2 separate regions of the Homo sapiens genome follow, and region 1 is linked to region 2. The links are chromatin loops, found by intact Hi-C in ENCODE. Cell type or tissue: endothelial cell of umbilical vein. All regions are shown on one strand. Links, peaks and the distances in the headings refer to the core of each region. The heading gives the core; the rest is flanking DNA.

What was found. Hi-C counts contacts between places; a loop is a spot of excess contacts. Peaks named below come from ENCODE experiments on the same cell type or tissue, not always from the same donor. Only the 100,000 strongest peaks of a DNase experiment are listed, where the experiment ranks them.
Region 1: a loop joins it to region 2, with 2.8 times the contacts of the local background. A loop is called at or near these places in 10 of 110 quality-filtered maps.

What each region holds. Positions count from the first base shown.
Region 1 is chr2:49,330,342-49,335,731 of GRCh38, reverse strand. The region is part of intron 2 of LOC105374595 (a long non-coding RNA gene); the gene reads right to left. Among named protein-coding and RNA genes, the nearest start is that of FSHR, 180 kb to the right of the region's middle. In endothelial cell of umbilical vein, for the core only: no CTCF peak of the experiment used is centred there; no DNase peak of the experiment used is centred there.
Region 2 is chr2:49,263,105-49,268,494 of GRCh38, reverse strand. No RefSeq gene overlaps it. Among named protein-coding and RNA genes, the nearest start is that of FSHR, 110 kb to the right of the region's middle. In endothelial cell of umbilical vein, for the core only: no CTCF peak of the experiment used is centred there; a DNase peak (open chromatin) is centred at 2,844; H3K27ac peaks cover 679 bases.

The DNA.
Region 1 (5,390 bases), core at 224-5,223, 67 kb before region 2:
GCTTATCATTCCTGCTGCCAAAGGCACCCTTTCCCATTACAACCACCCCAGCGCTCTATCCTCAATATTTGTTTTGTTATTTTCTACGACACTGATCTCCTTCTGCCTTGCTATGTATTTTCCTTATCACTTATTTGTGTATTTTCAATTTCTACTCATACAGTGCAATTCTGTGAGAAGAGCGATTTTATGAGTTTTGTTTTCCACTGTATCACCAGAGCCTAGAACAGTGACCAGCACAGAGTACATGTGCAATAAGTATTTGCTGAGTGGAGAAGCAGATTTGTCATGAGCTGGCCCTGAGACCATGATTTTGTAAAAATATACTTAGTTCGGTGTTTTTCTGTTCTGGTGCTACCAGACGTGAACTTTTATGTGTCACATGGACAAGGCATTGGCCAACACTGAGTCACATTGTTAAAAATATATATATATATATTCCCTTGCCATCCATTCCCTCTGATTACATCAGAGATGAGATTCTTTGGAAATTAAAATTTCATTAACATTTATTAATTTCCTTTTTGATTAAAAAAGTCAAGTTGCAGGCATAGATCTTTGGTAGGCAGCTAAATCTGGCTGAAATGTAATAACAGTTTTTGTTTTCATTTTTTTAAATTTACTTTCTATTGTCAAGTAATGTAGTGACATATAATTTCTTTCTTTAAAATTTTATTTATAGAAAAGAAGGAAGAAAAATAGATACAGAAAGAAAGAAAAAGAGGGAAAGAAAGGAGGGAGGAAGAACGTTTCAAGGAAACACCAGTTTAGGTGGTACACAGATACTGCAAAAAAATTGTGTAGCAGTTATTAGTGTTTCCAAAACAAAAACACAGATCCTATCCCTGGTGGAGCACAGGAGGCATAGCCTTTGGATGTGAATCAATACTATCAACAGTAGCACAGAATCCTACTTGCACACACAGTGTGAGTGTACTTCCTCCAATACGTATTCTCTGGAATAGCCCCTAAGTAACAACCAGCTGCTGGGAAACTTACATGAAGACATTTTTGAAAGGAGACAAAATTCTTGACATTTACCAGTCTTATGTTAGGCTGGACTTGATGTTTAGAGAGTGGTGGGAATAGAGTGGAGCCATGCAATTCCTGGGAGCATCTCTGGAAGGACCCCTGAGGATAATATGTGATTTCATCATGCCATTGAGTGAACGTGGACCCTAACCCCAATCAGGTTGTGTGTTTTGTCCCCTATGTAGTCTGTACAAGAATGCTGGCATGACCCTGCCCCCACCTGACTTTATTTTACCCTCAAAATGCAGCACAGCAACTTGCTGATTGCTAAACCATCTGGGAGACACAGACTGACTGCATTTTAGACCATGAGCACTTGTCATTCTGAAAAAAAGAGCCTCAGACATATTTGAACTATAAAGAAATAACAAAAACAAACCAGATCTTTCTTATCTTTCATTGTACATTTGAATGCAATTTATTTTCATTTTTGTATTTTAAGGGGAAACTGTTGGAGACCTGATGGTTAGAATAGAAATGAAGTATAAAGCATATTGCTTCCCGCCCCAGAGCTGGCGGGATAAATGTCTTTTTCTTCAGCTCTGAAATTTGTATTCTCTACTCTCCTGGAATAAAACACAAGATAATGTCCATTCTGCTGCATTTTTCCCCATTTTGTTCATCCTTGCAATGTAGAATTTTAAAGAAAAATGAAAAATGTTAATCTCTAGTAATTTATTTTTCCCCCATTAAGTGCTTTAAAAAGCTATTCTTATAGGTGACCTTATATTTCTTTCAAAAATCTGCAAATCAAAAGGACCTTTTTGGTCCTTTTAAAGCTAAACAATTCACTGGGCTTAATTCAGTGTCATGGGCTTCTCATTCTTCTCTCCACCTGGGCTCCAAGTAATACCTCTGGATCCCTTGAAGAATTTCCATGTGAGAAGGGGTCAATGAGTTGGAAGTCATAGACCACCTGAAGATTTTACTTGCCCCATTTGATCTCTTGAAATGGACTTTGATACCACAGGCAACACCTCTTTCCATCACCCAATTTACAGAATTAAGGCTTGATTTTATTAAGAAAACATACAGCTTTCCTTACAGTCACTACCCCATCTCCAAATTAAACCAGCTTTCCAGATATATCCTGTCTGTTTTGAAAATCCAAGGATATCACAGATGACTTAGAATCAAGTTTTGAAAGGAAAAAGAGGCCATTCATTTAAAACTAAAGTAAAGCCAAGTAGCATTTTGAGAGTGTGGGAAGGTAGTTGCTGTAACCTCTTCTCACCCCTCTAGCTGCTTATAGGTGACACCTCTAACCATACAACCCTGGCTTCAACCCAACAGAAATACTTACAATTCTCTTAATGAATACTGCTTCATGGCTCAGGATTTTGCCTAGGATTTTCCTATGATTTGCAATGCTCTTCTTCTGTCATTATATGCCTGGATAATTTCTCCCTCTTTCAAGAATCATTTTTAGCACAAGTGTCTTAATTATTATAATGTCCAATAATAATTATATGAAGTCTAGCATTTGTTGATTTTTAATGTATTGTAGACAGTATGGTGATATCTTTGCATGATTATCTCACTTAAAGCTACCACCACCGCCACTATAAGATAGACACTATTATTCCCATTTTATAGATGATATATCCCAAAGGAAGTTCAAGAGTTAAAACTACAGACCACCTAAGAGGGGATAGGGTAGTGTTTTGTTTGAAATTGTGTTTAATCTGTTCATTTTTGTCTTCCATACCATGACATTAGTATATTCTTCCACTTACTTAATTTTTTAAAATTTACTATTAATTTTTTAACTTTCTAGGTAGAAGTCTTATACATATTTTTCTAGATTTGATTATAAGGTTTTCTTGGATGCTATTGTAAATCATATTTTTATTAAATTTCATATTTTATTTGTTATATAGAGAAATGCAACTGAATTCTGTATTTTGATGCCTTATCTAGCAAACTTACAGAAGGATTAAATAATTTGCCAAATTTATATAGCTAGACTATTTCAAGGTTGGGGTACAAACTGATGTCTGTAGAACATCAGACACTGTGGCCTTAATTATCCTCTAAATACCTTTTCTTAGCCATTCCTGAAAATATCCATCTACTCATCACCACCAGATGGAGTAAAACATTTTTCGTCCCACTGTAGTTTTTCCCCCTGTATTTGAGATTCCATAACATTTTATTTGCAAATAATTATTTATGTTTTCTTCTTCCTTCTTCCTATCTAGTTATTCCATTTATATTCTTCAGCTATTCATAGAGGCTGTATGTGTTAGGGCAGAAATATTGACATTTTGGACTGGGTAACTATTTGTTTTTGGGGGTTATACTATTTTGGAGTGGGTAACTATTTGTTTTGGGAGCTTATACCGTGCACTGCAATATATTTAGCAGCATCTCTGGTCTCTATCCACTAGATGCCAATAGCAACTGACCCCTTGTTGTGATATATTATTTTAAATGTCTCTAGACATTGCCAATTCGCCCTGAAAGGCAAAACTGCTCCCAGTTGAGAACCACAGCCTCAGGGAAGCCAACCCCACTTCTAGAGTTGTTGGTAAGACCAGTTTTTTAGGAATAAAGTCAGTCGATCACCTTGCCAGTGATTGTTTCAGGAAAGAACATGTGACCAAATTTGGGCCAATAAGACTGGAGTTGAGGTCTACTGTGGTATTGGGGGAATATTCTTTCCCCAAAAGAGCCTCCAAAAACTATCATCTCTCCTTCTGAACATTGTTGGGTACAGGTGGGACTGGAACTGCTGCAACTGTCCTGCTGCCAGCCTGAGGATGAATATCACATAGAGTAGAGCGTCTCAGGGGATGGAGACAGAGCCACTGGATTGCCTTCCAAGTATGTGAGATAAAACTTTCCTAACTGTTTAAATTGGTTTCTGATGGGATTTCTTTCTTCCCGCCCTAACTTTCTTCCCTCCCTTGCCCCTTCCTTCATTCCTTCTTTCCTTTTTTTGCTTCCTTCTTTTTGCACTTAAGTCTTAATGTTTATAAAAAACTGAATGTATGATATTCTCAAAATAACAGCCAATGTTTATTCTGTCTCTTAAGGGCAGCACCCCTTCAGCATTTCCTCTCACTTTTTCTATTTTCCTCCCTTCTTAAGCTCTAGTGTTTTGGGTACATAATTATCAAACTCATCTTAACATATATATTTTGATATACATGTGAACTTAAAATTGGTATTACGCGTATGTGTTTGGTTTCCATGAAAGGTATTGTGTATGCATTTCCTGCTGTTTTCAACTTTATTCCATGATGGCATATATATGTCTAATTCCTTAACTGTATGGTATTCTACCACATGCACATATTACATTTTTCTCATTTTATAGTGAGGACCACCTGTGTTCTTCTTGTCCTACTTTTACCATAAGCAGTTATGAAATGGGTCTTATTGTGCAGGTCTCTCTGTGGAGCTCTATAAATTAATATATGTAAAATTAATATATGTACTTTATTCCTAGGAACATAGTTGATATGCTTTGGCTCTGTCCCCCAACCCAAATCTCATCTTAAATTGTAATCCCTGTAATTGAGGGAGGGACCTATTGGGAAGTGATGGGATCACAGGCGTGATTTTCCCATGCTGTTCTCATGATGGTGAGGGAGTTCTCAGGAGAGCTGACAGTTTTCAAAGTGTTTTGCAGTTCTCCCTTCGCTTGCTCTCTCTCCTGCTGCCATGTAACATGTGCCTTGCTTCCCCTTCACCTTCTGCCATGATTATAAGTTTCCTGAGGCCTCCCCAGCCATGTGGAACTGTGAGTCAATTAAACTTTTTTCCTTTATAAATTATGCAGTCTCAGGTAGCGGCTTTATAGCAGTGTGAAAATGGACTAATACAATAGAATTATTCATAACAATTACTATCAATATTTTCATCATTATTGTTACATATTTGTCATTTGGTCTCTTTCTGTGACTTCCTTGTTCATATGCTTTCCTCAAATTTCTGTTGGATTTTCTGTCATTTACTTATTTCCAGGTGTTGTTTTATATTACAGATATCAATCACTTATCTGTTTAAATGAAGCAAATACCACCTTCAAATCTTGTCACAAAACCAGTAGCCTTGTCTATTAGGTAGTTCAGTAAAGAGAACTGTGCGATTTGGATGTGGGAAAATTTACCAATTTTTCTCCTTGAATAGTCCTTTTTTGTGTATTCTTTAAAAATTTCTTATTCCAAGATGACACAAGTTTTTATATTTTTCTTATGTTAACTTGGAGTTATACATTTAGGCTTCTGATACATCTGGAGTTCAGCTGGGAAATAAAGGTATAATTTTGTTTTTATGATTTTCAGTACAGTGAACCTATTTTTCCAATATCATTTCTTCAGAAATCCATTCTTTACCCCACTAATATGTGA
Region 2 (5,390 bases), core at 194-5,193:
ATTTTGCTGTACACTGTCTGTAAAGCAATCTCTTCTCTTAGAAAACGATGTTTCTATTAGACTCTGAGCTATTTGTCATTCTGGGCCCCAAACAGAATATTTTTTATAAGAACATCAGAAATGCCATGCTGGATCAAACCAATGGTCCCTTTAGTCCCATGTTTGCCTTTGAAAGTGGTACCAAGAGAGGGTTCATGAGAGGACACAGATGCTCTATTTTAGTGGCTTTAAAACATTTTTGACTGTGGCTCATAGTTAGAAATAGAGATCACATTGTAATCCAGCTCTCACATTCACACACATGCACAAAACACACCTATACATACTTATGTATATAAAACTAACACTTTGTATTCTATTCTCTCTCTTTTTTTTTTTTTAAACTACTGGCCCCAACCCACTAAACTGATTTCCTGACCCATTAATAGAATCACAACTCAAAGCTTAAGAAACCTTGCTCTATTTGCTGTCAGCCTCAAAGGCTAGGAATAGGTTTCTAACACTCCTATTTCTTTTTTAATACTTTTGAATTATACTTTAAGTTCTGGGATACATGTGCAGAACGTGCAGGTTTGTTACATAGGTATACACATGCCATGCTGGTTTGCTGCACCAAACAACCTGTCATCTATATTAGGCATTTCTCCTAATGCTCTCCCTCCCCTAGCCCCCCAAGCCCCCGATGGGCCCCAGTGTGTGATGTTCCCCTCCCTGTGTCCATGTGTTCTCATTGTTAAACTCCCACTAATGAGTGAGAACATGGGGTAACACTCCTATTTCTATTTAACCCAGTGAGGCTCTAATACTCATGAATTTACCTAAAGCCACCTTGTGGGAAAATTAGTTATGCCAGGGTGAATACTCACAATATGAAGCAAAACTGACTCTTACTTGTATTCTGTAGTATATTTCATAATATACATGGAATCAAAACATCGAGGTGAAGAAAAGTCGACTTGGATTTCTTTCTCTTCCTCAGAGATTCCATCTCTGTGGCAGAGAGGCTACAGAAAGAAGCTTATACTGGATTATACTTTGTTAGAGTGAGAGACATTGAACATTTCTAGAGGGTTGATTGATGTTTATGACAAGGGCCTTTAGGTGCTGATTTATCAAATATATATTGTGTCATTGGTTGCATTTCTCATATATAGCCACAACATCATGCTCCATCTTACATGCTTTTCTTCTATGTGATCTCATCACATCCCATTAAGAGAGATTGAACTTGATAGACTCAGTTACTGTTTTGACCAATAATATGTGGAGGAAGCAATCAGTGCCAGTTCTAGGGCTAGCCCTTAAGTGGCCTGGCAGTGCCCACTTCCTGCCTGTGGGAGACCAGCCACCAGGTAAGAAGTATAACTACTCAGAAATCATCATGTGAGAACTCCAGGCTCTGTTAAGAGGCCTGGAGGATGAGATGTCACGTGGAGAGATAGAAAGAAGCCAAGCAGCACCAAAATGCCCATGTGTAAGGAGATCCTACGCTCCAACTATAGAGACCAACCATCCAGTAAAATTCTCCCTGAATTCTTGACCTACAACATTTTAAATAAAACAATAAATAAAAAATTAATAAATAAAATAATGAATTTTTATTTTAAGCATCTAGGCTCTAGGATGGCTTGTTAAGAAAAAATAGATTATCAGAACAATTGTCCATATCATATAAATCTGAAGTTCTATGGACTAACAAAAAAGCTTGAATTTTGTGATTTACTTTTGAGTTTCAATAGTTTGATTTCTCAGTAACAAAATGAATCTGGGTAATGTAATTATCTAAGTTAAAATATGAATTGTGTATTCAAAAGACAGTTATGTAATTTTTAACATAGTTCTCTTTTCACCAATATTTGTATTTCACTAGTACCTATTCATTATTTTCTCTCTGATTTTTTTTTTTTCCTACTGGTACTTAGTATGTGTTAAGCACTCTTCTGGGCACTGGGAAATACAGAAGTTAATGAGACACCATCCTTGACCTTGATTGAACCAATTTATAACAAAAGGGACAAGCAGAGACCATTTTGTTACATTAGGATCAAGAGAGTTACTCAAGAAGACTTCACAGAGATGACTTTTAAGCTGGAGTTTGGAGAATGAGTAGGTCAGGAAGAAGAGTTGGAGAGGAAACATGATACGGAAAACAAAATAATAGAATTCCAAACAGAGAAGGTAGACTAGTCAAAGGCAAAAAGAAATGAAGGTGTGGTGGGCTGGTTGTAGTCCTAGGGATGTATGATCAGTGATCATACAGCAATAGAGAAGCTTTGCATGCTTGGGGTCACATTATAAAAGGCTTTGGATGCCATGCTAGGAAATCCAGACTCAGACCGGCAAGTGACAAGAAACAAGGTAATATTTTATTTATTTTTTATTGTTCATTTTTCAAGACAGAGTCTCCTTCTGTCGCCTAGCCTGGAGTGCAGTGGTGCGATCTCGGCTCACTGAAACCTGCACCTCCCGGGTTCAAGCCATTCTCCTGCCTCAGCCTCCGGAGTAGCTGGGATTACAGGCATGCGCTACCACACCCAGCAAATTTTTATATTTTTAGTAGAGACTGGTTTTCACCATGTTAGCCAGGCCAGTCCTAAACTCCTGATCTCAGGTGATCCGCCAGCCTCAACCTCCTAAATTGCTGGGATTACAGGCGTGAGCCACTGTGCCCAGCCCCAGGTAATATTTTAAAGTAGAAATGTGTCCTGAGCACTTTCATGTTAAGGAAGAATTCCAACAGAGGAATGCACAAGAACGCACAATGCAAGCATGAGGTCCCCTCCCCCATAGGCTCTGGACTAATTTTCAACAAATAAAAGCATACAAATGGCAACTGCTTCCTTTACTTGTTTGCCTTATCAAGATGGATGGAGAGCAGCCACTTCCTAGAATTATCATTGGCCTATTTGTGTCACATACCAGGAAACAGATTTTTCAAGAATAAAAGAAAGAAAGCAGTTAACCAAAATTACAGCAACTCAGAGTGGGGAAAGCTTGCACTGGGGATATATATTTTGAACACTAGGATATTACACTTGATCCTCATATCTAAAACCATATTTCTATCACAGCTTACAAAGCAGAAAACATAAATCACTAGCAGAGATATCTTTCTGAGGTATGCTTAGGCTTCTTTTTTCCTCCTATAACACAGGATTTAGCTTTGGAATTTACACTTCCCTAACATTAGAGAACAACTTTCAGCAAAGACAGGGGTCAAAATTTTTGGTTTTTCGGGAGCTAATCTTACTATTACTTCAGTGGAGCATCTAAACAAAGAAAAGGCAACCAGACCAGATTGCCTGTGGCTAAATGCTTTAACACAAATGGATATCATAGCCCAAGGAATCCTGCTAGAAACAAAAAGGCAGGAAAGAATCTTAACCTCTTCACGTGCAAACATCATGGGAGTGACATGAGAAAATAAAGTTCTCCTTGGTGGTCTAGTCTATAATGCTTTATTATGATGACTCAATCTCTAGGGCTACTTAAAATTCTGAACTCAGGTTCCCTGAATTCTGATTCCCTTCTCATGAAAATCACGATCCCAATTTTAACTGCACTTCCCTGGAGGCAGAAAACATCAAGTCACCATATTTATAGCTGGTGCATAATTACTATATGCAATATTTATCTGGCTGTTCATCTGTTTTCATGTCTTCTGTCTAACTGGTAAGGATGTCAATGGGCAAGTTTCTCAGCATCTTGTATAGGAATATATCATTCACTGGATATTTTATCTACTTGGTCTACTTGGCTCATTCCTTGAGTTTCTTAAAGGAGTGGCCCATATTTACCAGCCTTTTTTGAAAAGTTCCTCGTGCTTCCTATTTAGACCCCATATTGGACCTTTAGTTCTATCTAATTATGTCAATCAATTATTCTGTTACCTAACTTATTCAGAGCACCTTACATCATATAATCACAGGGCAATTCCAGGCTACTTGAATTGATATATAGAATGAGTATTTTGCTATTCTTTAAAATACTCCATCAAACTCCATGTATGTCAGCACTCTAAATTGTAAAAGTGCCATCTCCATCCTGCTTAAAACTTCTAATCTCTGTGTGTATGAGGGTGCAAGAGGGGAGCCAGACAAGATTTTTCTAGATTCCATCCCTTTTCTACAATGAGCCAATTGGAATATCCAACTTGTGAGTAGAGTTCTAAGCTGTTCAGCATGGTAGCCTCTTCTTGGTTCCCCAATTCTACCACCTCCTGGGTATTAGTACGTAAAATCCAAATTAAGCCTTAGAGCAAGTATGTTGCTCAAGACTGGGAACAGATGTGATTGTAAAGGTAACCTGCTTAAGTCATTACTATGTCATAAATGTAAAACATTTTCTTCAACTTCCTTATTTTCCAAGGTATTTGTCCAGGGGCCATTTTGACTTTCTAGGCTGATACTGATTCAGCACTGATGAACAGCAACAAGAGTGGCTATATTCTCAAGGGCTTTCCAGCTTCACCCAAATTACAACTATCAACTTCCGTTTGAGCTGTCACTTTCTTATCTAACAGAAAAGACCTATGGTATTTGATGGAGAAATGTTTTTTCAAGCTTTCTTTCATCGATTGCAAATTTTTCAGGGTAGAAATTTTGACCTTTATTTTTTTTTTCCCCAGTGTGCCTAGCAGGATGCTGGAAAAATGGCAGACAGTCACTAATTTTGTGAGAGTCAATCTTATAAGATGTACCTTTGGAAAATGCTGATTTTGTTTTCCTTGAACATAGTTTTGAATTTCTATCTCTCTATGTCTATGTCTACTGTATTCATTTCTTTTTGTTTTCTCACCCTGCTTCCCTTTCCTTTTAAAATTTCTTATGAGTCACAACCCTCCTTTACTTTCTCCCTCTTAATTTAAATCTGAGCAGCACTTCTCTGAATAAAGGCAACCCTCTTCCTTTGAGTCGGCCTTAGTCCCTGGTGGCCCAGGCGTCCACCCTCTACTTTGCCCCTTCCGTTGTGGATGCTATGGAGATGGTCTCCCTGCAGTACCAGAGATTGCCCTTGTGGGTTTCAGCCTCCTAATCTTGGCATCTCTCTGTTGTCGCTCTCAGCAACCATCTCTTCTCTGCTACATCCACCCCTTTTCACTATCAGTGAGAATGACAAAATCCCCAGGTCTTTCTTCCCTGCTGTTGGCAATCAAATTAGGAGCCACAGTTTCCCTAGTTACTCTGAGAAAGAGTAAGTGCTAACAGCTGTGTGTGGGCCAGACACCAACTAATAATCCGTAGATTCCTTCGAGAATGCCCTCTTCTCCTTAGATTGGCCACCACTTTCAATCCAAAGAGATAAGGACTGATATGTATTTACTTCCCTCCTGCCACTCACAGAGAAAAAAAAAGTCCAGTGTTCTTTTATATTATTATTGTAAGAGTTGA